Linked DNA regions of Homo sapiens: regions 1 and 2 are each linked to region 3. A link is an interaction called in ENCODE POLR2A ChIA-PET data of the cell type or tissue named here. Cell type or tissue: OCI-LY7. All regions are shown on one strand. Each heading gives the region's core, and the rest is flanking DNA. Links, peaks and the distances in the headings are about the cores only.

Evidence for each region. ChIA-PET counts read pairs that join two places held together with the same protein. Peaks named below come from ENCODE experiments on the same cell type or tissue, not always from the same donor. Only the 100,000 strongest peaks of a DNase experiment are listed, where the experiment ranks them.
Region 1: POLR2A ChIA-PET joins it to region 3 with 12 read pairs; 3 of 35 experiments call an interaction of 5 or more read pairs at or near these places.
Region 2: POLR2A ChIA-PET joins it to region 3 with 12 read pairs; 3 of 35 experiments call an interaction of 5 or more read pairs at or near these places.

The regions. Positions count from the first base shown.
Region 1 is chr12:31,731,008-31,741,385 of GRCh38, forward strand. AMN1-AS1 (AMN1 antisense RNA 1) reads left to right here. Exons shown (of 1, transcript NR_198987.1): 1 at 1-197. Among named protein-coding and RNA genes, the nearest start is that of AMN1-AS1, 6.9 kb to the left of the region's middle. RefSeq lists a cis regulatory region at 1,952-2,179 and an enhancer at 2,213-3,412. In OCI-LY7, for the core only: no CTCF peak of the experiment used is centred there; a DNase peak (open chromatin) is centred at 2,866.
Region 2 is chr12:31,882,776-31,893,153 of GRCh38, forward strand. It overlaps LINC02422 (long intergenic non-protein coding RNA 2422), which reads right to left and starts at 4,428. Exons shown (of 2, transcript NR_135029.1): 1 at 4,392-4,428. In OCI-LY7, for the core only: no CTCF peak of the experiment used is centred there; DNase peaks (open chromatin) are centred at 4,556, 5,486, 5,926 and 7,986; H3K4me3 peaks cover 4,827 bases; H3K27ac peaks cover 6,579 bases.
Region 3 is chr12:32,259,088-32,269,465 of GRCh38, forward strand. The region is part of intron 2 of BICD1 (BICD cargo adaptor 1); the gene reads left to right. Among named protein-coding and RNA genes, the nearest start is that of FGD4, 140 kb to the right of the region's middle. RefSeq lists enhancers at 5,963-6,012, 6,053-6,102, 7,017-7,126. In OCI-LY7, for the core only: a CTCF peak has its summit at 2,734; DNase peaks (open chromatin) are centred at 2,744, 6,124, 6,574 and 7,044; H3K4me3 peaks cover 3,554 bases; H3K27ac peaks cover 8,000 bases.

The DNA of each region.
Region 1 (10,378 bases), core at 1,435-9,434, 530 kb before region 3:
TCCCAAAGAAACTCAGTATCTTTGGAGAATTCTTTCTTTGTTGTCTTTTAGCTTCCCAGAGCCAAACAAGAAATATTTTAGGTTTTGTGGGTCATGCTGGCTTGGTCACAGCTATTCAACTTGTATCTTAAAATTAGCCATAGACAGTATGAATGGGTGGGTCTCTGTTCCAATAAAACCTTATCCTAAACACTGAAGTTTGAATTTTATGTAATTTTCAACTGTCATGAAATACTCATCTTTTGATCTTTTTCAGCCACTGAAAAATGTAAAAGCCATCCTTAAGTTGCAAGCTATACAAAAACAGACAGTGGACTGGATTTGACCCTTGAGCCATTTGTCCATGTGCCCTCACCTGATCTAGAAAGCTAAAATGCACATGCCTCACGCCTGTAATCCCAGCACTTTGGGAGGCCAAGGTGGGCGGATCAGCTGAGGTTAGGAGTTCGAGACCAGCCTGGGCAATATGGAGAAACTCTACTAAAAGTACAAAAAAATTAGCTGGGCGTGGTGGCAGGTGCCTGTAATCCCAGCTACTCAGGAGGCTGAGGCAGGAGAATTGCTTGAACCCAGGAGGCGGAGGTTGCACTGAGCCGAGATCACACCACTGTACTCCAGCCTGGGCAACAAGAGTGAGACTCTACCTCAAAAAAAACAAAGAAATTACGAATTTTAAGATGGTGATAGCAGAGCACTAAACCCAGAGTGGGGCCCGTGTGACTGCACATTTTGCCCACCCATGAAGCCAGCCCTGGGTGCGTCCAACTTCAGGATTCCCCCCCCCAAAAATCAGTTCAGGAACCCTATGTCAAAATAAAAATCAAAGACAAATATGAGCACAGAGAGACATTTTTACTTGCAGTTCAAGAAAATCAGACTTTCAGAGAGTGGCTCGCTAAATAGAATAGAGGAATTTATAGCTCAGATGAAATGGCAGATATTTATAGCTCAGATATGGCAGTTCATTCCAATTGGATAAGAACAAGATGTTCCTGTTTTGTGGTAAGGAAAACAGGATGTTCTTGTTTTTGTGGCTTATCTCTGGAGGCAAAGCTTTTAGGATTTCCCGTTAGTCAAGGCTTTTAGGAGGTTCCCGCTATTCATGGTTTATCTTTGAATGCAAAGTTATTGGGAATGAAAGTCTTTTCTAGTGTATGGTAAGTGATTTGTAGGCAGGGTTAGGCTAAGGGCAAGATATTTTCCTTTTCTCCTCTCTGTTTGCTGTGCCCACTTTAATATAGTTTCCTCTAGCTCAGAATCTCCTCCACTTCCTACCATAGCTACCATACAAAGTAAACGTTATCATAGATTGTTGCTGTGGGTTTGTTTTACTTTACTCCAGGCTGGAGTGCAGTGGCGCAATCTCGGCTCACTGCAACCTCTGCCTCTCGGATTCAAGCAATTCTCCCGCCTCAGCCTCCCAAGTAGCTGGGATTACAGGCATGTGCCACCATGCCAGGCTAATTTTTTTTTTTTTGTATTTTTAGTAGAGACGAGGTTTCACCATATTGGCTAGGCTGGTGTCGAACTCCTGACCTTGTGATCCACCTACCTCGACCTCCCAAAGTGCTGGGATTACAGGCGTGAGCCACCGTACCCGGCCTCTGGGTTTGTTTTATAAAAATAATTAACAAAATTACTTTTCTTAAATCATGCTGTTAATTCATAATGTAATATATGAGCTGTATGTGGACCCATGTTTTAAAATACAATAAATATATATAAAACAAGTATATCTTATTTATATGAATGTGTGCTTTCACAAGAACAGAACGGAGCTAAGCCAAGTGAGCCCCTACTTTATTATCCTACCATGTGTAGGTTATTTTCAAATAGGATTGCTCTTAACTCTCCAAGTGTCCTTTGAGAAAATAACACGTCTTTTTATTTAGTTTCTTTTCATAGCTTGTTTTATAATATCACACTCCAAATTGGAAATAACAGTGCCCATGCTCATGGATTGTTATACATTGTTGAAATTTCCCATTGGCTAGAAACACTTGCTTTGTTTCTAGGTTAGAGATCTGTGACTTTCAAATTCTCAGGAGTCTGAGTCATACAATGGATGACTCAGGATCCAAGCAGGTTAAGAGTTGGGCAAGTTCAAACAGGAGAAGCAAGGAGATGTTAATAAAGGAGCTGTTCCCAAAGGTGTGGACAGAGTTAGGGCAGAGCAAGGGTAAAGGTAGTTCAATACCATAGCGCTACAATAGCAGGAAGACCTTACCTCTTCTGGTCCTGGAGGGCAAAACCAAAACCTTGCCAGAGTGACCACAGGTGAAGCCACCTGAAAGGAACTGTGGCCTTTGAATTTGTAACCGCCTAAGGGGTTCACCTTGCCCCCTGCCTAGAAAGAACTGATTCATCAAGACGGGGGAATTACAATAGAGAAAGAGTAATTCACACAGAGCCAGCTGTGCGGGAGACAGTTTTATTATTACTCAAATCAGTCTCCCCAAGCATTTGGGGAGCAGAGTTTTTTTTTGTTTGTGTTTTTTTTTCAGAGTCTTGCTCTGTCACCCAGGCTGGAGTGCAGTGGCGCTGTCTTGGCTCACTGCAACCTCTGCCTCCTGGGTTCAAGTGATTCTCCTGCCTCAGCCTACCAAGTAGCTGAGATTACAGGCATGTGCCACCACGCCCGGCTAATTTTGTATTTTTAATAGAGACGGGGTTTCACTATGTTGGTCAGGCTGGTCTCGAACTCCTGACCTCGGGTGATCCACCCACCTCAACCTCCAAAAGTGCTGGGATTACAGGTGCGAGTCACCACGCCCAGCCAGGAGCAGAATCTTTAAGGATAAATTGGTGGGTTGGGGGAAGCCAGTGACCCGGGAGTGCTGATTGGTCAGGACGGAAATGAAATCATAGGGAGTTGAAGCTGTCTTCTTGTGCTGAGTCACTTCCTGGGTGGGAGCCACAAGATCAGATTAGCCAGTTTATCCATCTGGGTGGTGCCAGCTGATCCGGCAATTGCAGGGTCTGGAAAATATCTCAAGCACTGAGATATTTGAAGAAAATCTTGAAGCCTCTAGTTGCATGACTCTTAAACCATAATTTCTAATCTTGTAGCTAATGTTAGTCCTACAAAGGGAATCTAGTCCCCAGGCAAGAAGGAGGTGTGCTTTGGGAAAGGGCTGTTATCATCTTTGTTTTAAACTATAAGTTTCTCTCAAAGTTAGTTCAGCCTATGCTGAACGAACAAGGAGGTTAGAAGCAAGATGGAGTCGGTTAAGTTAAAACTCTTTCACCGTCTCAGTGATAATTTTGCAAAGGCGGTTTCAGTTTGATAAGGCAACCTAGCCAGCCTGTTGTGATCCAGCCAGGAAGGGGCTACAGGAATACCCTTCAAGCTCCATTCTTCATCCCCTTTTTGATGTCCTGCTGTCGGCTGTCATTGCTTCAGCCAACCAGAAGTTAGAGCTCAAAGCATCCCCGTTTATGCGATCAATAAAAGTCAGCTTCTCAGAGCCTAGAGTAGAGAAGGAGAGAAATTAGAAAATAAGTAACTCATCAACAGATTACTGATTTTTTTGGTAAAGGGATTAAATATCAAAAACATTTTGAAAATTAATAAGAATAGCTTCATCTGAGCCAAAATAATAATTATTATAGTTTCCTTTTTTTCTTTTTTTTTTGAGACAGTCTCACACTCTCGCCCAGGCTAGAGTGCAGTGGTGTGATCTTGGCTCACTGCAATCTCCGCCTCCTGGGTTCATGTGATTCTCCTGCCTCAGCCTCCCAAGTAGCTGGGATTATAGGAGCCCACCACCAAGCCCAGCTAATTTTTTTTGTATTTTTGGTAGAGATGGGGTTTCACCATGTTGGCCAGGCTGGTCTTCAACTCCTGACCTCAGGTGATCCTCCCGCCTCAGCCTCCCAAAGTGCTGGGATTACAGGCGCGAGCCACTGTGCCCAGCCTATTATAGTTTCATAACAGTGAGAGGGATGACAATTGTGGTCTTTCACTAAGATGCTGGGAGCCAGCGCAATGACAGCTTAAACCACCATCTTTTTTTGATTAGCTTCACTTGTTATTTTTATTTTTAGAAAGTTATGTAATTCCTAACTCACAATTACTGGTTATTGCAATGGAATCAAATGCCTGGTATTTCTGTCAGATAATCAGACTTTCAAACCCCATTACTTACATTCATTCAAACAAATATTTAATACCTGTTATATACCAGGTGGGATGTATCAGTACATGAATATGTCCTCTAGGAGCTTACACTCTAGTGTGAGAGATAGAAAAGCACACAAACAAAACAGCATATGGAGATACGAACTATAAAGAACAAGATGGGGAGGACGGATTGAGAGAAAGAGAGAGATTTATTTTTGCTCAGGTGGTCATGGAAGGCTTCTCTGACGCTGTGACACTTCTGCTGAGATCTGAGGATTAAAAAGGAGGCAGCTATGCAGAGATTTAGAGACAGAGGGAAAAGAAAGGCACTGAAGTAAAAATGTGCTTGATAGCATTTGAAGGACAGAAGGAGGTCAGTGTGGCTGAATGGAGCAGGGAGTAGGAGGAAATGGGATTGGCTGAGCCTGGGCCCAAATCAGGTAAAACCTTGACGATCAAAAAACTGTCTTTGGGCCAGGCCTGGTGTCTCACGCCTGTAATCCCAGCACGTTGGGAGGCTGAGGCAGGTGGATCACTTGAGGTCAGGAGTTTGAGACCAGCCTGGCCAACATGGCGAAACCCCATCTCTACTAAAAATACAAAATGTAGCCTGGCATGTGGTGGCAGGTGCCTGTAATCCCAGCCACTCGGAAGGCTGAGACACAAGAATCTCTTCAACCTCAGAGGCAGAGGTTGTAGTAAGCCAAGATGGCACCACTGCACTCCAGCCTGAGTGACAGAGCCAGACTCTGTCTCAAAAAAAAAAAAAAAAAAAAAAAACAGCTGGGTGCAGTGACTGATGCCTGTAATCCCAGCACTTTGGGAGGCTGAGGTAGGCAGATCACTTGAGGTCAGGAGTTCGAGACCAGCCTGACCAACATGGTGAAACCCTGTCTCTACTAAAAATACAAAAATTAGCCGGGTGTGGTGGCGTGCACATGAAGTCCCAGCTACTTGGGAGGCTGAGGCAGGGGAATTGCTTGAACCCGGGAGGTGGAGGTTACAGTGAGCCAAGATTGTGCCACTGCACTCCAGCCTGGGTGACAGAGTGAGACTCCGTCTCAAAAAAAAAGAAGCCAGGCGCGGTGGCTCACACCTGTAATCCCAGCACTTTGGGAGGCCGAGGTGGGCGGATCATGAGGTCAGGAGATGGAGACCATCCTGGCTAACAGAGTGAAACCCCATCTCTACTAAAAATACAAAAAATTAGCCAGGTTTGGTGGCGGGCACCTGTAGTCCCAGCTACTTGGGAGGCTGAGGCAGGAGAATGGCATGAACCTGGGAGGCAGAGGTTGCAGTGAGCCGAGATCGTGCCACTGCACTCCAGCCCAGGCAACAGAGCCAGACTCCATCTTAAAAAAAAAAAAAAAAAAAAAAAGACAAAAAAAACCCCCAAACAAACTGTCTGATTCAGGCATGGTGGCTCATGCTTGTAGTCATAGCTGAGGTGGGAGGATCCCTGGAGCCCAGGAGTTTGAGGTTGCTGTGAGTTATGATCATGCCACTGCACTGTAGCCTAGACAACAGAGTGAGTGAGGCCCTCTTTTTCTTTTTTTCTTCCTGAAGTCTTTGACAGAGCAGAGAAAGACCTTATCTCTAAAAAAACATAGCAACAAAAAAACCCAAACTAACTTTGATGCATCAGGGCTGTGAAGAAGCAACACACACACACAGACACACACACTCACTTGCACACCTGACTTTGAATCTTATTCAAAATGAAATGACAGTATTGAAGTTTTAAAGAAGGGGAATGATACCCGTGCAACACAGGTGAGCCCCAAAATTGGGGCTTAGCCTGGGGAAGTCCTTGGCTTTACCCAGGAAATAATTCAAGGGTGAGCTGATAGTAGAAAACAGGTTTGTTTGTTTGTTTGTTTGTTTTTGAGACATGGTCTCGCTCTGTCACACAGGCTGGAGTACAGTGGCATGATCTCAGCTCACTGCAGCCTCCACCTCCTGGGTTCAAGAAATTCTCGTGCCTCAGCCTCCCAATAAGCTGGGATTATAGGTGCTCCCCACCACGCCTGGATATTTTTTGTATTTTTAGTAGAGATGGGGTTTCACCATGTTGTCCAGGCCAGTCTCGAACTCCTGACCTCAGCTGATTCTCCCACCTTGGCCTCCCAAAATGCTGGGATTACGGTGTGAGCCACCATGCCCAGCCAGAAAACAGCTTTTCTGATGTGGCAGTGTGACAGCTCCATGACTGCTCCTGCAGAGCGGAGCTACCCCATAGGCAGTGTATTGAGAGGAGCAGCTCAGAGGCAGTTCTCTAATCATGTTTATACCCACTTCTAATTACATGCAAATCAAGGGGCAGGTAATTCAGAAATTTCTAGAAAAGGGGTGGTAATTTCCAGGTCATTGCCAGAGAGAGTGGTGCTAACTTCTAGGTGTTGCCACAGCAATGGTAAACTGTCGCGTCACTGGTAGGAGTGTCTTATGAAGAAGTGCTTTCCATGCTTCTCTGTTTCAGCCAGTCTTCAATCTGGTCTGGAGTTGAGTCCCACCTCCTACCTCAATACCATTTGGGCGGCAGTGTGAAGAATGGAGGGGGCTTTGGGGAGTGAATTGCAGCATGTTTTGAATAGGTTAGAGCCTGGTGGTGGCTTCCCCGAAGGCTATGCCTCTCCTTAATCCCCTCTAGAATCTTTAGCTTCCTCACAAGGTGGGAAGCCCTTCAGGGACCGAGAAGGAGGTGATGGTGGTGGCAAGCAGCATTGCATCTGCAGGACCTTTGGGCCTGGATCTGTTGCCTTCAATCTTGCATTGCTGTGATGACAGTGATAACACTTGATATCTTAGTATCACAGGCTCTTGAATCTCAGAACCACGGAGGCTGTGTCACTAAGAGCTTGGTCTCTGACTACAGCTTCTGAATCCTTATTTTGGCCTAAAATGAATCACTTGACTCCTTAGTAATTCTATTTTTTCACCTGTAATATGGGGATAGTAATATAAAGCCTATTCAAAGTGCATGAGGACAGGCAATTCTCAGAATTCAAAATTTTCAAGATTTTAGAAAGCTATTATGGTACATATGACTGGATATTATGAGACACCCCATTTTGAGTTGGGTTTTCAGCCACATGTATTCTTCCTAAAAATCTGTTACATCACCCTCTTTTACCTTTCTCTTAGCAGTTAACACTCTGTAATATCTTAATTTGTTTGTTTGTTGCTTGTCTCCATCAATTAGAATGTAAGTTCCTTGAAATCAGGGACTTTTCTTTTGTTTGCCACTGTGCCTGAAACACTTTAAACAGTACATGATACCTAGTGAATAACCAATAATTACTAATTGAAAATGAATGAATGAACAAAGCTTTGATTTGTCTCTTTCCAATCTCTACCTCCTTGCCTCTAATCCTTCAATGAGTTTCTGGGCTCAGTCTTCAAAATGTACTCAAATTTGACCACTGCTGAACATCTGTGGGGCTGTCAACTGAGTGCACGCCCAGGCTGAAAGTGTTGTCTGACTCTCCTGTTCACCTGGTAAACTCCTCACTCCTCTTCCCATTTGTTCATTGATTCCACATTTATCGAGGTACACGCAGGGTGCTAGGCGTGAACTCACAGTCTGGTGGGGGAGGTAGGAGAGGAACACTGATAGAGATCATTACTGCATAAGAAATGGGGAAGCAGTGGCTCACGCCTGTAATCCCAGCACTTTGGGAGACCAAGGGGGGTGAATCATTTGAGCTCAGAAGTTCCAGACCAGCCTGGCCAACATGGAGAAACCCCATCTCTACTAAAAATACAAAAATTAGCTGGGTGTGGTGGTATGCGCCTGTAATCCCAGCTACTTGGGAGGCTGAGGCAGGAGAATTGCTGGAACCCTGGAGGTGGAGGTTGCAGTGAGCCGAGATCGTGCCATTGCACTCTAGCCTGGACGATAGAACGAGACTCTGTCTCAAAAATAAATAAATAAATAAGGAAAAAAAAGAAATGGGGAATGCAGAGGTGGGTGTGGTGGTCTGGGCAGGTGAAGACCTGCAGCCCTCACTCCAATTGCACAGAAGACTAGGCCAGAGACAAGGAGTCACTCCTCTCTGCTCTGTGCTGGGGTGGAGATGGGGGTTGGGATTAGGGTGGTGGGGGGTTCTTTTGTGTATATGAGGAGAAGCCAGGCAAACCCTTGCATCTGTTCTTCCCCTCAAATGATATTTTAAAAAACAAACAAGCCCAGTCCAGAGTGAGTACACCTTGTCCTGCCTCTTTTCTCATGTGTTTAGGTGGGAGTGACCTTCTGGCCCCATTTGACAGTAGAGAACCTGAGATTAGGCAAGGAGAAGCCATTTCCCCAGGCTTGCCACAAACTAAGGCCGCAAACAGACTGTGTACCATTCGCTCAGGAGCAATTCGTATTGCAGCTCATGAGCACCCAGTCCAGAGCCACCTCCAGAACAGGAGCTCAACCCTCTTTTTGAGAGCTTCTCTGAGGGGCCCTCCTATTAAAAATGGGGAAACTGAGGCCCGGAGAAAGGAAGTGACTTGCAAGGAGTAACAGAGCAGTCAGAGAGACCTGCCCCAGGAGTTCTAATTCTAATCACCATAACAGCTATTATTTATTGAGCCCTTCCTGTGTGCTGAATCTTGTTCCAAGCCTTTACAAATAGTGTCTTGTTCCATCCCCCAGTGATTCTATGGCTATATACTAAAAGCCCACAGTCCTTTATCTGCAATTTGGAAGCCCAAAAAACTCTGAAGCCAAAAGGATTTTCCTGTATTTGCTGCCCAGACTCTTCTGTGTGAAGAGTGGATAAATGTGGAATCAATTAATGAATGGGAAGAGGAGTGAGGAGTTGAACAGGTGAACAGGAGAGTGAAGCTATTTAAATTATATATTTTTTTGGTTTGTTTGTTTAATTGTTTGTTTCTTTGTTGAGATGGAGTCTTGCTCTGTCACCCAGGCTGGAGTGCAGTGGCACGATCTCGGCTCACTGCAACCTTCGCCTCCCGGGTTCAAGTGATTCTCCTGCCTCAGCCTCCCGAGTAGCTGGGATTATAGGCGCCCACCATCATGCCCAGCTAATTTTTGTATTTTTAGTAGAGACGGGGTTTCACCATGTTGGCCAGGCTGGTCTCGAATTCCTGATCTCAGGTGATCCGCCCACCCCGGCCTCCCAAAGTGCTGGGATTACAGGCGTGAGCCACCACGCCCAGCCTATTTATATTTTTTAATAATAATTTTTATTGATAAATTTTAAAAATTAGGGGGAAAAGGTGTGAATAGCCATACCCTTATTAGCGTTTCATTGTTTTGTAACAATACACATTTACCAAGTAGCAGGAGTCTGAGCATGGCTTGACTGGGTCCTCTGCTTATGGTCTCAAAAGGCTACAATCGAGCTGTCATCAGGGACTGCAGTCTCACCTGGGTTCAGATGGGGAAGGACTCACTTCCAAGTTCACTCATGTTAATGGCAGAATTCAGTTCCTTGAGGTCGTAGGACTGAGAGCTTCAAGTTTTTTGTTGGCTGTTGGCTGGAGGCTGCCCTCAGCTCTGAGAGGCTGCCTGTATTTCTTGCCATGCAGAGTCCTCTAACATGGCCATCTGCGCCCTCAAAGCTAAACTGGGGGAGGGGGAGAAAGATGGGTGCTACCATCTTATGTAACATGACCCCAATCATGTACACACAATCACATACATCCCATCATCTTTACTGTTTCTTTCAGTTAGAAGCGAGCCACAGATCCTGCCCACACTAAGGGGAAAGGATCACATAAGGGGAGGCAAGGATCGTGGGGCCAACTAAGAGTCTTTCCACCACAAACCACAAAGCCTTCCACTGCAAATATTATTGTGTTTGGTTATGTCCTAGAAAAAAATAAGGTTTTAATCTCACATGAAAAGTCAGAATGCCAGACTGGGCAATATGGGAAAACCTCATCTCTTCCAAATATATATATATATATATCCAGCTGTGGTGGCACATGCCTGTAGTCCCAGCTACTTAGGACGCTGAGGTGAGTGGATCGCTTGAGCCTGGGGGGGGTCAAAGCTGCAATGAGCCAAGACTGTGCCACTGCACTCCAGTGGACAACAGAGTGAGACACTGTCTCAAAAAAAAAAAAAAAAAAAAAAAGAGAGAGAAAAGGAAGGAAGGAGAAGGAAGAGAGGAAGAGAGGAAGCGGGGGAGGGAGGGAGGTCAGAATAAGAGGAGGGAGGTCAGAATAGGATAGTTCCAGGGTTGGTTGTTCAGTGGCTTAATGACATTATAATTCCTGCTCAGAACCTCTGTGATTCCC
Region 2 (10,378 bases), core at 1,528-9,527, 380 kb before region 3:
ATTGTAAACGCACCAATCAGCGCTCTGTGTCTAGCTAAAGGATTGTAAATGCACCAATCAGCACTCTGTAAAAACATACCAATCAGTACTCTGTGTCTAGCTAACGGATTGTAAATGCACCAATCAGCACTCTGTAAAAATGTACCAATCAGCGCTCTGTGTCTAGCTAAAGGATTGTAAACGCACCAATCAGCACTCGGTAAAATGGACCAATCAGTGCTCTGTAAAATGGACCAATCAGCAGGATGTGGGTGGGGCCAAATAAGGGAATAAAAGCTGGCCACCCCCCCAGCCAGCAGTGGCAACCCACTCAGGTCACCTTCCATGCTGTGGAAGCTTTTTTCTTTTGCTCTTTACAATAAATCTTGCTGCTGCTGACTCTTTGGGTCTGCACCACCTTTAAGAGCTGTAACACCATGAAGGTTGGCAGCTTCATTCTTGAAGTCAGCAAGACCATGAACTCACTGGAAGGTAGAAACTCTGGACATATCTGAAGGAACAAACTCCTGACACACCATCTTTAAGAGCTGTAACACTCACCACGAAGGTCTGCAGCTTCATTCTTGAACTCAGTGAGACCAAGAACCCACCAGAAGGAACCAATTCTGGACATGCTGGCATCAAGTCATCTGCTCACCTTGGCCTCCCAAAGTGCTGGGATTAGAGATGTGAGCCACTGCGCCTGGCTGTGCTGTTTTGTTTTGTTTGTTGTTGTTTTTTAATTTGAGATGGCGTCTCGCTCTGTCACCCAGGCTGTAGTACAGTGGCGCAATCTCAGCTCCCTGCAACCTCTGCCTCCTGGGTTGAAGCGATTCTCCTGCCTCGGCCTCCCGAGTAGCTGGGACTACAGGCTCATGCCACCATGCCCAGCTAATTTTTTGTATTTTTAGTAGAGACAGGGTTTCACCATGTTAGCCCGGATGGTCTCAAATCTCCTCACCTCCTTACCTCAAGATCTGCCCACCTCAGCCTCCCAAAGTGCTGGGATTACAGGCGTGAGCCACCACGCCCGGCCTATGTGTATTTTTTTTTTTTTAACTCATACTGTACATGCTGTTTGGCATCTTGCTTTTCTCACTTAACAATATCTTGCCTATCTTTCCACGTATATAAATCTACCTCGTTCCTTTAATTTGCTGTATAGTATTCCATTGTATGAATCACCAATCAATAAATACCTAGATTGTTTCTGTGCATTTTCCCTTAAAAGCAATGCTTCACTGAGTATCCTTGTGCTGAGGTATTTGCCTGCAGACGCTCACACAGCTAAGAATGAAGGAAAAATTATTATAAATAAAATGGTTGGACCAGGTGAGGTGGCTCACACCTATAATCCCCACACTTTGGGAAGCTGAAACGGGAGGATCACTTGTGGCTAGAAGTTCGAGGCCAGCCTAGGCAGCAAAGTGAGACCTCATCTGTACAAAAAATAAAATTAGGCCGGGCGCAGTGGCTCACGCCTGCAATCCCAGCATTTTGGGAGGCCGAGGTGGGCGGATCATGAGATCAGGAGATCGAGACCGTCCTGGCTAACACAGTGAAACCCCATCTCTACTAAAAACAATACACAAAAATTAGCCGGGCGTGGTGGCGGGCGCCTGTAGTCCCAGCTACTTGGGAGGCTGAGGCAGGAGAATGGTGTGAACCTGGGAGTCGGAGCTTGCAGTAAGCCGAGATCACGCCACTGCACTCCAGTCTGGGTGACAGAGCGAGACTCCGTCTCACAAAAAAAAAACAAAAAAAAAACCCAAAATACAAAATTAGCCGAGTGTGGTGGCACAGGCCTGTAATCCCAACTACTCAGGAGGCTGAGGCAGGAGAATCGTTTGAACCCAGTAGGTGGTGGTTGTGGTGAGCCAAGATGGCGCCATTACACTCCAGCCTGGGCAACAAGAATGAAACAGTGTCCCCCACTCAAAAAAAAAAAAAAAAGATCAGCAACAAGATAAAACCACCAAGGGCTAGAGGGACAAATTGAGGAGCCGGTGTGACCAGAGGCTAGAAGCTGGGTGGGAAGGGCTGTCCTGCCTGGTGGGAGCTGGGTCATATATGAGACAGATGCAGCCGCTGCTGGGAAGACCCCCAGATGCAGAAAGGGGAAAGAAATATGCTGGCTCTCCCATTCAATTATTCACCCTTCAGTCTCCTGCCAGCACTTTCCATTGGCTGATTCTAAATAAAAGCCAGTTAGCAAAGGGGCTTAGGAACTGTAGTTTGCAGGGCTCAGCCTCTGTGGGACAGAGCAGAGCAGAAGGGTAGGGAATGGGTTGGAAAGCAAACAGGAAATGACTGATGTAAAGAATATTGTGTTTTACATTTTGAAATACTATGCAGCCATAAAAAAGAATGAGTTCAATGTCCTTTGCAGGGACATGGATGAAGCTGGAAACCATCATTCTCAGCGAACTAACACAGGAACGGAAAACTAAACACCGCATATTCTCACTCATAAGTGGGAGTTGAACAATGAGAACACAAGAACACAGGGAGGGGAACATCACACCCTGGAGCCTGTCAGGGGGTGGGGGGCAAGGGGAAGGAGAGCATTAGGACAAATACCTAATGCATGCGGGGCTTAAAACCTAGATGACGGGTTGTTGGGTGCAGCAAACCACCATGGCACATGTATACCTATGTAACAAACCTGCACGTTCAGCACATGTATCCCAGAACTTAAAGTATAAAAAAAAAAAATGCCAAATTGCCCACCAATGCAGCTACAAAGATTTATAGTTCCAAGTATGTCTATTTTCCAGCAAATTCCCCAGCACCATGGAGATTTATCCATCTAAGTTAAAATGGTTTTCTGCTATTTTAATTTGCATTTCCTTAATTATGAATGCAGTTGAACATCTTCTCATTTGTTTATATGCCATATTTATTTTGTTTAGTATTTAATGCATGCTATTTAATATTTATTTTTATTTTAACAGTAGGTTTATATCTTTTGCCAATTTTCTTTTTAAAAAAACTTTTTTCCCAAATTCAAACGAGTGTCAGTAGAATGCCAATTTTCCTATTAAGTTGTTGGACTTATTACTTGTAAGAAATATATGTGCCAATCTTAAGTGTTGCAAATATTTTTCCCCAGAATGCTCTTTGCTTTTTAACATTTTAGTCACATGTTTTACTATGCTGTTTTTAATTTTTATGTAGCCAAACATAAATCTTTTTCTTCTTCTATATCCTCTGGATTAAAGATTTTGTCTTTTGCTTAAAAAGGCCTTTTCCTCAAGATTATACAAATATTGGAATGGAGGAATATTTTTAAATTTTCTTCTGTGTTTTCTCTGCTCTAGACAAAGACTAGCCCTTTGGGTCTCTTTATTCTCCCAGGTTAAAAGCTGTTTGGTTTGAGAATATTCTCTTGTACATCCTGCATTCTGTCCTCATTAATCTCCAAAGGAATTTCTTAATTAACGAGAGAAACCCTTTTTCTCTCATCTGAGATATACAATGTAGTTAGCTTGGAAACTCTGACAAGCCTCCTTTTCTATCTCTGAGCATCTCCTCTGCCTTGTCAACTCTTGTACGCTATCAACTAGTCTAAGTTTCTATTCCAGGATGTGGATTGTAATGAAGAAGGCCTTGAATTAAAAGGGACTTGGAGACAATATTGAAATATGACTAGAGGCTCAGTTCTCCAATATATGCAAAAGTTTTCTTCTCTGCAGTAGAGATGGTGCCTACAATGATTTCACAATTCTAGCCGGTACTATGAGGTTCATAAAAACATGGTCCACAAATTCAGGAACCATGTGTGTTTGTGTTTAACTGCTGTATTCCTGGCATTTTGCATGGTACATGGTATGGCAATGATCCTCAAAAAATATTTACTGATTTGAAGATTCTTTAAGTCAGAATGATTTGTATCTTCTCCAGCATATCTGGATCCTAAGGGGTGATGCCAACAAGAGTCCTGGAGAAAAGTGTTTCTGTTATAACGTGGCATGGTTAGGGCCTGAAGTATACATTTGCTTATATTTGCTGTATACCTTTGTGCTTTGCTCTCTTAATGATCCCCCAAAAGCTCCTTTCCCGCCTTCCCCAGGCCACAATGTTGCAGAAAAAAAGTTCAAGAATTGCTAACTTGACTGTGACTTGAAATGATTAAAATGCATGCTTAGAAACCAGTTTCTTAAACCAGTTTCTTAATTCACAAAGACTAGATAAAATCACAGCTGGGAATAGGAAGGAGATAGAAGAACAAGCAGCTTGATTGCAGGGGAAAGTGAAAGGAAATAGAGACTTAAAGGAAGAAGAAAGGAGAAAAAGATCTTCCATCATGAAGGCTGAATGATAGGGGAAATTTTTCACACACCCCTATAAACAAACACAGAATCTGAGGACAATCCACATCCCACCTTTGTAGACATTTAAAGTCACCCTACCTTGATGAGGAGGAACTCAGATGCCTTGAGTTGAAAATGGCCCAACTGTCTGATAGAACTGGTATTTGTGGTTTCTTTTGAATAAAAGAAAGAAACTGAAAGAAAACTGACCCTCCCAGTCTTAAAACTTGAGAAAGTTACATTTGTCTTAATCTGAGTTCCTTCCTCATGAAGCCAACCATCAGGCCTCCCAGATATTATCAAGGAACTGAAACTTACCAGATCACTGCATCTGGACAATGAGGAGCCAGACCCCTCACCCATCATGATTGCCTAAGCAACCACCTGCTTCTTGTTGACCAACTCCTCCCCTTTACCCCTCCCTAATTCTTGTTTTCCCAAAAATGGTTACATTTCTTTTCTGTTATACAAACCCTTAATTTTAATCAGTCAGGGAGATGGATTTGGGACTGATCTAGAACTCATCTCCCATCTCCTCAGCTGCAGCACCCAACTAAAGCCTTCTTCCCTGGCAATACCCATTGTCTCAGTGATCAAGCAGCAGTACCTAGACAGAACCCCTGGCATTTCGGTAACAGGGCGAATAAATGGATGTGCAAGGAAAACCTCTTCATCTTAAATAAAGGGCAGATGAACACTAAGCCTTAGGATGGTGCCAATGAACACATGTTGGGTTGTTTCCACTTTTTGACTATTATGAATAATGCTGTTATGAACATTGTATACAAGTAGAGGAAGGAGTCTAAAGGCCCAGGGAAACAAGAATGATGCATGAATCTGTTATGAACAGCCTGCCCTGCCACTCTGAAAGACAGTCATCCCTGGAAGAGCCTGGAGGACGTCCCCTATACCCAGGCATTACAGATGCAACAGTAAGGAGACTTGAGCATTCTTATAAAACTGTGTTGCAGCTGTTCTTTGCCAGCAGGAGATGGTGGCAAAGGATGTTGCCATGGAATTGAATTTCCTGATCTCAGCTGGAATAAAGGATCCAGGAGTGGTAGAGGCCAGTTGCAATCCTTAGCTTGCAGTGACAAGGTGTCTTAGTCAGTTTGGGTTTAGTCAGTCAGAATACCATAGATGGGTACTTAAACAACGAACATTTATTGCTCAAGTTCTGGAGACTGGAAGTCCTGAGATTAGGGTGCCAGCATGGCTGGTTTGCAGTAAAGGCTTGCCTCCTGGTTCACAGATGGCTGTCTTCTCACATGGCAAAGAGAGTGAGAGCTCTTCTCTTTCTCTTCTCTAAGGACACTAATCCTATAGCAGGAGCTCCACCCTCATGAGCTCATCTATACCTAATTATTTCCCAAAGACCCCACTTCCTAATACCATCCCATTGGCGGTTAGGGTTTCAACTTACGGATTTTGGGGGAACACAAATTGCATAACACAAGGTGAGTACAATTACCAGAGTAACCCACAGGGATGAAGTGTGTACGATCACAGGGTATGAACTTTCGGGATATGTAACATCGTGTAATCAGTCATAAGACTGTAGGAATTAAATACAAGGGCAGCCCAAAGTACTTCTTCACATATCCAGGCAATGATTCTAGGTCTAGTGGGCAGAAACCTAGTTTAAGTCACTGTAGTGGGAATTCACACACTCTTAGCCAGTTTCTCAAACTAAGCTAGTTCAGACTTGGAGCCCGAAAGCACACTGCAATGTGACCACAGGTGTGTTTTGTGGATCTTCAGTAAAACATTCCCCAGAAATAAGTAGGGCCATTTCCCAGTGTGACTATAAACTGGAGACAGGTAAATATTTTTTTTGGTGGAGGGGGGGGCTAATTGATTTTGGCTCTGAACTGATGCTAATCCATGGAGACACAAAATAAAGTAAGATGAAATGAAACAAACGCAACAACAACAAATCCAGCATAGTCCACCACTCAGAGTAGAAGTTTACAGAACCCAGGTGATAGATGGAACCTTGACCAGAGTCAGTTTCCCAGTGTGTCCAATGGCGTGATGGAGCCATTCAGTGGTTACTTCTCTAGTCTCAGAATGAACGGTGGGAAAAGGTATATTTAGCAACTGTTCTTTGATTGATGAAGCGAGGGAGGGCTATTATATTAAGAACATTCAAGTGAAAGCCTCTGAAAATCCTCAGATCACCAAAATAGTGTTCCCAAAGTAACTCTGCAATCTGGGGGAAATTCAGTGGCGACAGTTGTGCAACGGTGAGTGTACGTAATGCCACCGAATGTTACACTTAAAAACGGTTAAAAAAGGCCGGGCACGGTGGCTCACGCCTGTAATCCCAGCACTTTGGGAGGCTGAGGCGGGCGGATCACGAGGTCAGGAGATCGAGACCTTCCTGGCTAACACAGTGAAACCCCGTCTCTATTAAAAATACAAAAAATTGGCTGGGCGCGGTGGCTCACGCCTGTAATCCCAGCACTTTGGGAGGCCAAGACGGGTGGATCACGAGGTCAAGAGTTCGAGACCATCCTGGCTAACACGGTGAAACCCCGTCTCTACTAAAAATACAAAAACAAAAGTAGCCGGGCATGGTGGTGGGCGCCTGTAGTCCCAGCTACTCAGGAGGCTGAGGCAGGATAATGGCGTGAACCCAGGAGGCGGAGCTTGCAGTGACTGAGATCGCGCCACTGCACTCCAGCCTGGGCGACAGAGGGAGACTCTGTCTCAAAAAAAAAAAAATTAGCCGGGCGTGGTGGCGGGCGCCTGTAGTCCCAGCTACTCGGGAGGCTGAGGCAGGAGAATGGTGAGAACCGGGGAGGCAGGGCTTGCAGAGAGCTGAGATCGTGCCACTGCACTCCAGCGTGGGCAACAAAGCAAGACTCTGTCTCAAAAAAAAAAAAAAAAAGTTAAAATGTTAAATTTTATGTAATATATACTTTGTCACAATAAAAAAGTAAATGATCATAAACAGCTCTATTGTTTTAACTTGTACATATCGTGTTTCTTTCATTTTAAAGTAGAAACAGTAGCTATTTAAAATCAAAAGATAATTTCAAACATTGCTTGTTGTCATTGAATTCAAGAAGAAAACTTTAAAAAAGAAAAACCACACAAAACTAAAAATAATAAGGCCAGGCGTTGGTGGTTCACACCTGTAATCCTAGCACTTTGGAAGGCCAAGGCAGGTGGATCACCTGAGGTCAGGAGTTCAAGACCAACCCGGCCAACACAGCAAAACCTGGTCTCTAGTAAAAATACAAAAATTAGCCGGGCATGGTGGTGCACACCTGTAATCCCAGCTACTCAGGAGGCTGAGGTGGGAAAATTACTTGAAACCGGGAGGCGGAGTTTGCAGTGAGCAGAGATTGTGACACTGAACTCCAGCCTGGGTGACAGAGCAAGACTCCCTCTTGAAAAAAATAAATAAATAAATAAGTAAAATAAATAAATAATAAAGTGTACTCCATATGTATTCAATTTGTTTTATTTTTGTTTGTATGAACATATACAACACAAATTTAAAATATATAAGTAATTAATTGTGGAAAATGGGATCTATCGTGAGGATAAAGCAAAGTTATGCAACAAGATGAAGCAACAAAAAGTGATTTTTGAGGATGATTGCAAATTATCTTAAGTAATTTAGAAAGTTCACAATTTCCTGAGCTTTAACAGCATTAACAGGAAGCATTAAGAACAAGGATGTGGTTAGGTGTCTATTGGTTTGTCAGAAAGACATGTAACATGAAAACCACTGACATTAAGAGACAGGTAGCAGCTTTAATAATTTACCAGCCTTGTATTTCTTCACATTCTTGTTTCAGAGATAGTTTGAAAACAGTCCAAAAGGAAGATAATTCCAAATTCCTGAGGATTTTCCCCAAGTGTTGAGTGTACTATATAAAGTGATAACAGAGGATTATGTGGATGCATAACCCAGTGGCAACGAATTCCATTTTGGCCGTGAACTACTGAACAGATTCACTGAATGTGTTCATTTGCTGAACAAATCTTATTTCAGCAAATGACAAAATAAGATTTGTTCAGCACATCTCATGTGAGTGCTCACATAGCGTGGGCTCTGTGGTCAGACAAACACTAGGCACTTCTCTTGGTGTTATCACCTTAAGCTGTGTGCCTTGGGGAAAGTTACTCAATTTCTCATTCCCTCCATTTCCTCGTGCACAAAATGGCAGAAAATAAAGGTGTTGTGATGATTAAATGAGATACTGTATACAATATTCTCAGTACAATGCCCAGCACATGGTGAGCCTTCAAGAAATGCTATCTACTAGTCCTACGTGCAATGCACTGTGGAGAGGGCTAAAAATGACATGTGTGGCACGAGTTGCAGTTTAATCCTGTGCTCCACTTACTCTAAGATTCAGGTATGTGTTGCACTAGTTGGACTAGTGGCCAGGGGTCAGAGGAAAATAAGAACCTCCCGAAAATGTCTTCCCTTATTCTAGAGGAAGACAGAGTTAAGAAGAAAAGCTTTAGCTCAAGGAAAGGGCATTAGAGTTAAAATGGAGGGAAAAAATATCTACTAATCAGAATATTCTACTGGCCACAGTCTCTGACCTTCTGGCAATTAAAATTTTAAAGTTAAAGATTACTTAAAATTGGCTGGGTGTGGTGGCTCACGCCTGTAATCCCAGCACTTTGTGAGGCCGAGGTGGGTGGATCACAAGGTCAGGAGTTCGAGACCAGCCTGACCAACATGGTGAAACCCCGTCTCTACTAAAAATACAAAAATTAACCAAGCGTGGTGGTGGGCATCTGTAATCCCAGCTACTCGGGAGGCTGAGGCAGGAGAATCTCTTGAAATCAGAAGGCGGAGGTTGCAGTGAGCCGAGATCATGCCACTACACTCCAGCCTGGGCAACAAGAGCAAAACTCTGTCTCAAAAAAAAAAAAAAAAAGATTACTTAAAATTTACTTGGAAACTTAAAAGTGCACCATTAAGTAACTCCTGGGACCAAGCAGATGTCATGAGAAAAATTAAGAAATATTTGCCACTTCATCAGTTATAAGACAAAAAAAATTTTTTTTTAAATTTTAAGACATACTTAAATTGAGTGATAATGAATGATATGGTTGGGTCTGTGTCCCTGCCCAAATCTCATGACAAATTGTAATCCCCAATGTTGGAGGCGGGGTCTGGTGGGAAATGATTGGATCTTGTACGCAAATTTCCCCTTTGGTGCTGTTCTCGTGATAGTGAGTGGATTATCAGGAGATCTGGTTGTTTAAAAGTGTGTAGCACCTCCCCACTCTCTCTATTCCTCGTGCTCTGGCCCTGTAAGACGTGCCTGCTTCTCTTTTGTCTTTCACCATGATTGAAAGTTTCCTGAGGCCTCCCCAGCATGCTTCCTGTACAGCCTGTGGAACCGTGAGCCAATTAAGCCTCTTTTATTTAAAAATTACCCAGTTTCCAGTGGCACACACCTGTAATCCCAGAACTTTGGGAAGCTGAGGTGGGTGGATCACCTGAGGTCAGGAGTTCAAGGCCAGCCTGACCAACATGGAAAAACCCCGTCTCTACTAAAAATACAAAATTAGCCAGGCATAGTGGCGCATGCCTGTAATCCCAGCTACTTGGGATGCTGAGGCAGGAGAATTGTTTGAACTCTGGAGGCAGAGGTTGTGGTGAGCCAAGATCGTGCCACTGCACTCCAGCCTGGTCAACAAGAGCAAAACTCCGTTTCAAAAAAAAAAAAAAAGAAAAATTACCCAGTTTCAGGTATTTCTTTATAGTAGTGCAAGAATGGACTAATACAATGAAAACACCAAACATCAGGCTGGGTGTGGTGGCTCATGCTTGCAATCTCAGCACTTTGGGAGCCTGAGGTGGGAGGATCACTTGAGGCCAGGAGTTCAAGACCAGCCTGGGCAATATAGTGAGACCCAATTGCTACAAAAAAAATTAAAATTAGCTGGGTGTGGTGGCAAGCACTTGTATTCTCAGCTACTTGGGAGGTTGAGGCAGGCAGGAGGAGCACTTGAGCCCATGAATTTGAGATTGCAGTGAGTATGATAGTACCACTGCACTCCAGCCTGGGCAACACAGCAAGACCCTGTCTCAAAAAAAAGACAGT
Region 3 (10,378 bases), core at 1,405-9,404:
GGGCGTAAGAGAGGGCTCACCTCTTGCCTTCTTGGTCACTTCTCACAATGTCCCTTCAGCACCTGACCCTATACCCGCCGTTATTCCTTGGTTATATTAGTAACACAACAAAGAGTAATATTAAAAGTTAATGATTAATAATGTCCACGATCATCTCTATATCTAATTTGTATTATAACTATTCTAACTGTTTTCTTTATTACACTGAAACAGTTTGTGCCTTCAGTTTCTTGCCTTGGCACCTGGGTAATCCTCCACCCACAAATAAATAAAGGATTATTGGAAAAATTACTTAATAAGATTGATTACGATCTATGTAAAGCAATGTATCAGTGGACTGAGGCTTGGTTATCCTAACAGTGACACATGACTTGAGAATCTCAGTAGCTTAAGGCAAGGTTTAACTCTTGTTCTTGCTGCATGTCTATTTCCAACAGTCAGTGGGTCTGCTCCACATCAGCATCATTCTGGCAGCTTCTGTGAAGGGACAGCCTCAATATGGGGCATTGCTGGTCTCCAGGCAGAGAGAAAGGAGAGATGGCAACACAATGGGCCACACACAAGTTCTTAGAACTTTGGCTCAGAAGTGGCACACACTTCACTTACACTCACATTTCATTGGCCAAAGGAGATCAGATGTCCAAGACTGATGTTAGTGAGTGGATTATATAATCTAAAGGCAAGGGCTTGTAGGAAGAGGCAGTCAATATTTGTGAACAAGAGAATGATCAGTAACATCTTTCTGCAGAGTAGGCTTATAAGAGTATTACTGTAGGATAGAGAAAACAAGCTGTGTGTCTGTGGGCTGTTGTCAACACATATATATACACTACACACTTTTTTTTTTTTTTTTTGAGATGGAGTTTTGCTCTTATTGCCCAGGCTGGAATGCAGTGGCTTGATCTTGGCTCACCACAACCTCTGCCTCCCGGGTTCAAGTGATTCTCCTGCCTCAGCCTCCCAAGTAGCTGGGATTACAGGCATGCACCACCACGCCCAGCTAATTTTTGTATTTTTAGTAGAGACAGGATTTCTTCATGTTGATCAGGCTGGTCTCGAACTCCCCACCTCAGATGATCCACCCGCCTCCGCCTCCCAAAGTGTTGGGATTGCAGGCATGAGCCACCACGCCCAGCCTCACTTTTTTTCTTTTGTTTTGTTGAACTGGTTGCCAACGTTTAAAAATTATGACATTTAACAAAGATGCAGATTTCTGGCTTCTTTTGGAAATCCTAAGCTATAGCAAGAATCATTTGGAACTGAGTTGTAGCTGCCCTTCTGGTGGGATGTGCACTCTCTGGTTTTCCATGACTGTATCTGCCTGTCTTCTCTGCAGCAGTGCCTTTCAAACATTTTTTACGTAGCTCACAATAAACAATACATTTTACATTGCTACCAAGGACTCGCATGCATGTGTGTGTGTCTGCATTCATATATAGGTATAGATATGCATATACATATACATTCCAAAGTAAAATACATCAAGGAAACAGTGCTTACCATTACTCATTGAAATTGTCTGTTCTATTCTATCCTATTGTATTCTAGTACTTTTTTTTTTTTTTTAATGCTGGAATCAACTCCCTAAATTGATTTCACAAACCACTTCTGGGTCATAGCCCATAGGTTGAAAACATGGTTGTCTATCATGTTACTTGTCTGTTTCTCCTCTAAATGCTATTGGTTAGTTTTCTAGCCTGGATTCCTGTCTAAGCCCTTTAGGGTTTCAGGACAATTCACTGTGTGGGTGAGCAGCATCTGCTTCCCTTCACTTAAACCTGGGCAATTACTGGTTTTGCCCAAGGGTCTTAAAACTTAAACTGCTTGAATATCTGGCAGTTTCCCCGCTGACTTTTCCCTTGTCTGATTTCCTATTTCAATAAAAATAGCCTTGTAGGCGAATATGCCACTGATTCGGAGAATCTCAGTTTCCTGACTGGGCTAGGCAATCAAGGGCAAATGAAAGTGAGTCCTGTTGTACAGGAAGGAGAGTTCTCAGATGATGAGGATGGTCATGGGGACTTTGTTACCGAAGGAGGCCCAAGCTCATGATTTCACAGGATTGATTCCTCCATCTCACTGATCATTTAACAAATACTTATGGATGACCCATGTGCCAGACCCTGTGCTAGGGAACTCATCCAAAACTTACAAAAATTTCTCCTAGATGCACAGACGATGAATAGTAATTACCTCTTCCTGTGTTTTACCCTTCCTATTTCTTCTTTTCTTCCCTTGACCCAGAAATTCATCAATTGCCCTAGGGCTGTTCCGGCTTAGTGCTTGTTGGTCAGTTGGATGTGCCCTTCTGCTCAGGTCTTTGTGGGCTCTCACTGGTGTTCGTATGCATATAGAATGGATGTCTGCATCACATTGTAGGGACAGTGTATGGGGATGTGAAGACAATAAGTGAAAGTCTGCCGCCCACTAAGACACAAGCAGCATTGCTATAAACTCCAGTGGAAAAAGGTGATATTATAGGGAAGGAAAACCGTATTGTCATATTTTCATGGAATTCAGTGAATTGCATTTTGAGGACCAGTGCCATTTTGATGCTGGAGGATTCCACCACCTTTGTGGTGTTGTTTCCTGGAAGAGATTCTACTACTGAAGTGGTGTTGGCAGCAGGTGTACCCAGCAAAATCAGGTAGCAAGGCCTGGTGGAACTTGGCAGAAAGGAGCTCACTGGGGCCATCAGAGACAGTAGTGAGGCCCCCTTGTGCCAGTTAGGGGGCAGCAGAGACCCAAAAGTGGATTTTACCAGAAAGGGTTGAAGCAGGAGAGGAAGGAAATGGCGAATGCCTTGACAGGCCATGTTTGTGAGTCCAGGAAGACAACTCATGGGAGCTCTCAGAAATAATTGTGGGGTGAGGTGAGTGCATACTTGGATAGAGATGTTACAGTACCTGACAGGGGCAAGACCCAGTAATATATGGGTTGTTACTATTAAACGTGACCCCATTTTAAGTCGTGGGTTTATATAACAAGGTTATTTATGCTTGTTATATGCTTTATGTGCATTACCTATAAATGTCCTTAAACTTTTATCACAGTGCAAATGCAGCTCATTACCAGAATCCGTGAGCACTGTCTTCAAACCCTCCCCATTGCCTTGACATTGGCTTTTTCTTAATTCTGTCTCTTTTTTTGGCCACTCTGCTCTTGATCTTGTGTCTACATCTGAGCCTGAAATTGGAGAGTCCTTGGCTACTCTATAATCTGAGTCTTCTACTTCCTGCTTTCCCTATTCAGTCTCCCATTTCCTTCTCCAGCCCCATCCCTGGTACTAGCAAGTCCCTCCCTGATGTCTTCACCATCCGTTCCTTTCAGACACCTGCCACCCTTCACATTAGCAAAATGACAAAAAATAAGAATAAATAAGGTGAGTATAGTAGATTGCATAGTGGCCCCCAAAAGATACACCACAGAGCTCCACACATACTAACCCTTGGTCCCTCAGAATGTGACTTATTTGGAATAAGGGTCTTTGCCAATGTAATTAAGATAAGGATCTAGAGATGAGTCCATCTCCTGGGTTACAGTGAGCCTTAAAGCCAATGACAAGTATCCTTATAAGAGACAGCAAAGGAGAAGGTGGCCATGTGAAGACAGAGACAGAGATTGGAATTCTGCTGCCATAAGACAAGGAATGCCAGGGGCACCAGAAGCAGGAGCTTTCTGAAGGTGCATGGCCCCTGCCAGCACCTTAATTTCAAGTGTCTGGCCTCCAGAACTGTGAGAGAACAAACTCTGCTGTTTAAACCACCAAATTTAGGCTGTGAGTGGTGGCTCACGCCTGTAATCCCAGCACTTTGAAAGGCCAAGGTGGGCGGATCGCTTGAGCTCAGGAGTTTGAGACCAGCCTGGCCAACATGGTGAAATCTCGTCTCTATTGAAAAAAAAAAAATTAGCCAGGTGTGGTGGTGCACGCCTGTAGTCCCAGCTACTTCGGAGAGAGGATCACCTGAGCCCGGGCAGCCAAGGCTGTAGTGAGCTATGATCTGGCCACTGCACTCCAGCCTGGGCAACAGAGTGAGAGCCGGTCTCAAAATCAAACAAAAAAGCCACTAAGTTTGTGGTAATTTATAACAGCAGCCCTAGGAAACTGAGACAATGGGTGACCATACAGCACCAAAGGACTTCTATTTCATGATTGGTGAACATTTTAAAATAAGAAAAGGCCAGGCATGGTGGCTCACGCCTATAATCCCAGCACTTTGGGAGGCCGAGGCGGGTGGATCACGAGGTCAGGAGTTCAAGACCACTCTCGCCAAGATGGTGAAACCCTGCCTGTACTAAAAATACAAAAATTGGCCAGGTGTGGTGGTGGGCACCTGTAATCCCAGCTACTCGGGAGGCTGAGGCAGAGAACTGGTTGAGCCCGGGAGGCAGAGGTTGCAGTGAGCCAAGATCACGCCACTGCACTCCAGCCTGGGTGACAGTGAGACTCCATCCCAAAAAGAAAAAAAAAAAAAAAGTATTACAGAAAAGAATGTGAGAACATGTTTCAAGTATTAACAAATAAAAGAATGCATGCTAAATAATTATTTGCAACACATCATAGAGCCAGTTCTCACCTGGCAATAAGGTACTCCAAAAGTTCATTCATAAGTAAATTGAGACTCAGAATGCATATTTTTCCTGCAGGAGTCATGTGATATATTATGGATGTTTTCAAATATTAATCCATAATAATCATTTTAAGTTAATCATATGCGGACTATAGTTTTCTTGAAGCGAGGGATTGTTCTACACGTATTTAAGTCTTGCTGTCTAGCAGAGTGCTTTGCATGGGTAGGGCCTCCAATAAATGCTTGATGAGTAGTAGTTCATTAAAAAATTCTTTAAAATTTTTTTTACCACAAAACATCTGCAAGTAGAGTAGTTCATTTTTTAAAGCACCATACACTAATATTTAATAGCAGCTGTTTTAGAGTCAGATTGCAAGGCTTCAGATCCTGGCTCTGCCACTTACAGAATGCAAATCATTAAGCAAATTTACATAATCTCTGTGTGCTTCAATTTATTTGTCTATAAAATTGTGATATTAATACCTATCTCACAATGCTGTTGTGAGGAGTAAATGAATTATTATGTACTAAATACTTAGAACATTACTTGCATGTACGGATTCAATAAATCTTAAATATTGTTATTAGCTCTTAAGTATATCTCCTCAACTAAATTATAAACTCTGAGGAAGAGGCAAGATCCTATCCTTTTTAAAATCCCGGCATCTACACAATTTCTTGCATATTGTGTGCACTCAGTGAGTATTTGTTGAACTACTAAAAGGAATGAATGATTGGCTATATGTTTACAATACCTTCTCCATAAAAAATACATATAGAATTGATAACATTCTAACATTTGTTACAGTAAAAAATGTTTTTAGAAATTAAATAGAATTTTTTTTTTAAGACAGTGTCTTGCTGTGTCGCCCAGGCTGGAGTGCAGTGGCATGATGTCAGCTCACTGCAACCTCTGCCTCCTGGGTCCAAGCAATTCTCCTGCCTCAGCCTCCCAAGTAGCTGGGACTACAGGCACGTGCCACCACACCCTCCTAATTTTTGTATTTTTAGTAGAGATGGGGTTTCACCATTGTTGGCCAGGCTGGTCTCAAACTCCTAACCTCAAGTGATCCACCTACCTTGGCCTCCCAAAATGCTGGGATTACAGGTGTGAGCCACCATGCCCAGCCTAAATAGAATTTTTAAGATGTCAGAGCAAAAAGGAAATTATTACCAGTGTGAAATTCTTCACTATATTTTAGCCCCTAAGAGGCAGAGACCTTGTCCTGTTTCTTTGTAACTGCTGCATTTTGCGTGATGTTTTGCAGAATAGGCATGTGCGACCTTGTACACAGAAAGGGCTTAAGCAAATCCTTATGCAGATTCCTGGAGTTATTTTTCTGTGCTGGTCGCTCCTTTCCAGAATTCTACTCTGCAACTTCCAGCTGCCTTAGCCTTCTGAACTCAGAGCCCCCTCTCCTTACCTCCACGAGGCCTCTGGGGTCTCTGGGTTTCCCCTTCTTGCACTTGCAGTTTATACATTGCCTCCAAGCAGAAGGCCCAGGTGTTTCTCATGCTCATCCCATCTGTTTCCCCTCTAACAGAGATTAGTCTTACAAGGCCTCGTGTTCAGTCTGAAAACAGCTGCTTCCTGTACTTCGTTCAGTTCTCTAATTGCTCACAATAAAAAGCTAAGTCCTTTCTTACTTCATCATGGCTAGAAGCAGTTCCCATGCGAATGTCTTGGTTAAAGGAGAAAAATGTATAAGGTAACTATAAACTAAGACTTTCACATCAATTCAGTTGGTTCTTTTGTTAAGAATTACAGGGTTGGGCACGATGGCTCACACCTGTAATCCCAGAACTTTGGGAGGCTGAGGCGGGAGGATCCCTTGAGGCCAAGATTTTAAGATCAGCCTGGGAAACATAGTGAGACCCCGTTTCTACAGAAAAAAAAAAAAAAAAAGTAAAAATTAGGCACAGTGTCGCATGCCTCTAGTCTCAGCTACTTGGGAAGCTGAGGCAGGATGATCAATCCCTTGAGCCCAAGAGTTCGCGGTTACAGTGAGCTATAATTGTGCCACTGCATTCAGCCTAGGTGACACAGCGAGATCCTATTTAAAAAAAAAAAAAAAGACAAAAAGAAAAGAAAATTACAGTATAATTTTTCTGTGTTGAAGAGCTTCTGCTGGACAAATTTTCAGTCTTGGTCGGCAGTTTAACTCAAGAACAGACTCTTCTATCTTCACTTCCAGCTTACATAAATTAGAATGGAGAAGAGAATTCTAAAGTATAAAGAATGTACACTGTTCTCTGCCCCAATTACACATCTGTCTCACGGCTTGTTAGGCAGCATGATGAATAAGCGTGTCATCTCTCTCCATTTATTTGTGCATCCATTTTTATATCCATAGTCTATAGAGACTTTCATTGCTTCTCACAAATTTGTTTAAACTTTTAATAGTGATATATACAGACTTCCTCATCTAAGCACAGACACGATTTCTATTTAGGTCATTTCTGTGCAGTCACTTCCTCTTCCTAGGTCATAGCCCTGTAGTTCTATCATACATAGACTGTCTATTTTAATAGAAACCTGCAGCAATGGTGGAAGGAGGGGAACGGGAGTCATTTCATCAGAAAGATGCATTGTATCTACTGGAGAATTTTCTTGTCTTAGAAACACTAGAAATTATATTTTCTGGAAATTTCAAATTTTACTAAAATGTGGTCATTGTCAATTATGTAACAGGGGCTTTCCTTTTCAATATAGCGACTATCAGTAATAGTGCTGGAAATATGATAACAGGCCACATTCTAAAAATTCATTTCCTCTTTAATTAGGACCTAACTCTTGGAAACTCCTTCATGTGAGCTGCCACAACATCATCTAAAAGCAAACTGCCAAAAAATCATCTTAAACCGCATCATCTAAAAGTTATTTTGGCAAAATGCATGGTCTCAAATGGAAGATAATGACAGCTAAGATAGAATTTAGAATGAGCCCCAGCACTTTGGGAGGCCAAGGCGGGTGGATCACTTGAGGTCAGGAGTTCGAGACCAGCCTGGCCAACATGGTGAAACCCTGTCTCTACCAAAAATATAAAAAAATAGCCAGGCGTGGTGGTGCATGCCTATAATCCCAGCTACTCGGGAGGCTGAGGCAGAAGAATCACTTGAACCCAGGAGATGGAGGTTGCAGTGAGCCAAGATCACGTCACCGCACTCTAGCCTGGGCAATAGAATGAGACTCTGTCTCAAAAAAAAAAAAAAAATTTAGAATGAGCACGAAGTTAATGAATAATACCTCAGTCACATTCTAGTAAGAAACCATTCCTCCTTGTGGGAATTAGAGCCCTGCCCCCAGAACCCTGGCTCTGAGGTTTGACTTCTGTTATGTACTGACAGTCCCCATTACGCTCATGGTTCCATGGTGCCAGCACAGGAGTGGCTGATGACAGAGGCTGACATGTCATGCACATCATTCTGTCTATCTCATTGTTTAGTGTCTCTTCCTTGGTAAATGCTCTCTGATAGGTGTTACCATGCAATCGAAAGATCACACACCTGATACTACTATGTGTCTATCCATTTGCCTCTTTCCTAGACATCTTATCCCTAGCCTTTCAAACTTTCTCCTTCTGGATCCCTGCATATGTACACAGTGTATACAATGAACTGTAATTAAATAAACTACATAATTTACTTATTGATTAGGTCTCTTTTAAACTATTTCTTGTGAGTTCAAGAAAGCAGAGATCTTTGTAGTTTTTTTGTTTTGTATTTTAATTACTACTGTATCCCTAGCACTTATAATAGTGTGTGGCAGAGAACAAGTACTCAGTAAATAGTTGCTGGGTGAATCCATACTAAATATAAATCTTTGTCAATTAGTATATGTGTGAGAAATATCTATTCCTAGTTAGAGGCTGGTCTTTTCATTTACTTTATTGTAAATGATGTTTGAATGAACAGAAGTATGGAATTTTAATGTAGTTAAATTTATCAATCCTTATTAAGCTATTTTTTTGTTTCTTATTTAAGAAATTCTCTGCTGCAAAGTGATAAATATGTTCTGGTATATTTTCTTCTAACCCATCTTTCCCCCACTGATCTGCAATGACATTTTTGTTGTTAATTAACTTTTATTACCAGTGAATCTGTTTCTAGGCTCTCTATTTTGTTTCATTGTCTGACTATCCTTTTTAAAATAAGTTTTTTTAGAGACAGGGTCTAACTCTGTTGCCCAGGCTGGAGTGCAGTGGCACAATCATGGCTCACTACACCCTCTAACTCCTGGGCTCAAGTGATCCGCCGCAGCCTCCTGAGTCACTGGGACTACAGGCATGGGCCATCACTTCTGGCTAATTTAAAAAGTGTTTTTTTTGAAGAAATGGTGTCTTACTGTGTAGCCCAGACTGGCCTCAAACTCCTGGCCTTCCTCCCACCTCAGTGTCCCAAAGCACTGGGATTACAGGTGTGAGCCACTGCACCCAGCCTATCCTATTTATTTTTATTTACCATTATTTATTTTTAATTGCTGGACAGTTTGACAAGTCCAGTTTGAGCTAGTTATGTATCACATCCCATTTGCAAGGGTTGTTTGTCTTGTTCAAAGGACAATGAGTACAACCAATGTCAACAGAAGTTGTTTTTCTTCCTTCGAAGAGAAGGGATGCGCCAGGATGGAGAGTGCCTGCATTCCTGCCCATCAGGGTACTATGGACACTGAGCCCCAGATATGAACAGATGTGCAACTTCTCTCGGAGAAAACAAAATAAAAAATACGTCATTGGTCCATGTTCAACTGCCCATCGTAAAAAAGAAATACATCATTGGATAAGCAACTTCATTCAAAAGTCAGTGCCACAGCAAGCAAGAAATTAGAAGCTTGTAAAAATAAGATGGAATTTTGAGCTGGGCACGGTCGCTCATGCCTGTAATCTTAGCGCTTTGGGAGGCCAAGGCAGGTGGATCACTTGAGGTCAGGAATTCAAGACCAGCTTAGCCAACATGGCGAAACCCCGTCTCTACTAAAAATACAAAAATTAGCCAGGTGAGGTGGTGAGTGCCTGTAATCCCAGCTACTTGGGAGGCTGAGGCAGAAGAATCACTTGAACCCAGGAGGCGGAGGTTGCAGTGAGCCAAGATCGCGCCACTGCACTCCAGCCTGGGTGACAATAAAAATAAATAAATGAAATGAAAATAAAATAAGGTGGAATTTTCACCCATTGACAAAAAGTTAATAATTATTATTGTATCTAATTTCTGGACATTGAATAGCTCATAAGCCAACCTACTTATGAGCATCTGTTTTCTGGATGAGCTTCAACCGTTGCAAGTGGATTTTTCTTCTTTGGACTACTTGTCAAACTGTAGTGTGAATCAGAGGAGTTTAATACAGATTGCTGAAGTTTTTGATTTGTAGGTCTGGGATGGGACTTGAGAATTTGCTTTTTTCCAAGTTCCCATGTGATGTTGATACTGCTGGTTCTGGGACCACATTTTGAGAAACTTTGTTGTCAATAATGTGCCCACAGCTGCATTATTTTTTTTTTATTTTCCCAAGAATTAATGTCATCAGATTTAAATAGTAGTATATATTAATACTGAATGACAAGTTAGAAAGATAGATTTGTTTAAAAGATAATATTGGAAATAGGCACATGAATATTTTGAACTTAAAATAAATGTTTCAGTGATTTTTATTAAAGTAATATGAATATTGTCCTCCAAAACTTTGATGATAGAGTTTTGTTTCTTTAATGTGAATTACTTTCTTACATTGTGAAAACTTAGAGCATATTCTTCCTCAGGCCTAAGTACTGTATAGGAACTATTAAGTGAGAACTTTAACAGTAATTCTC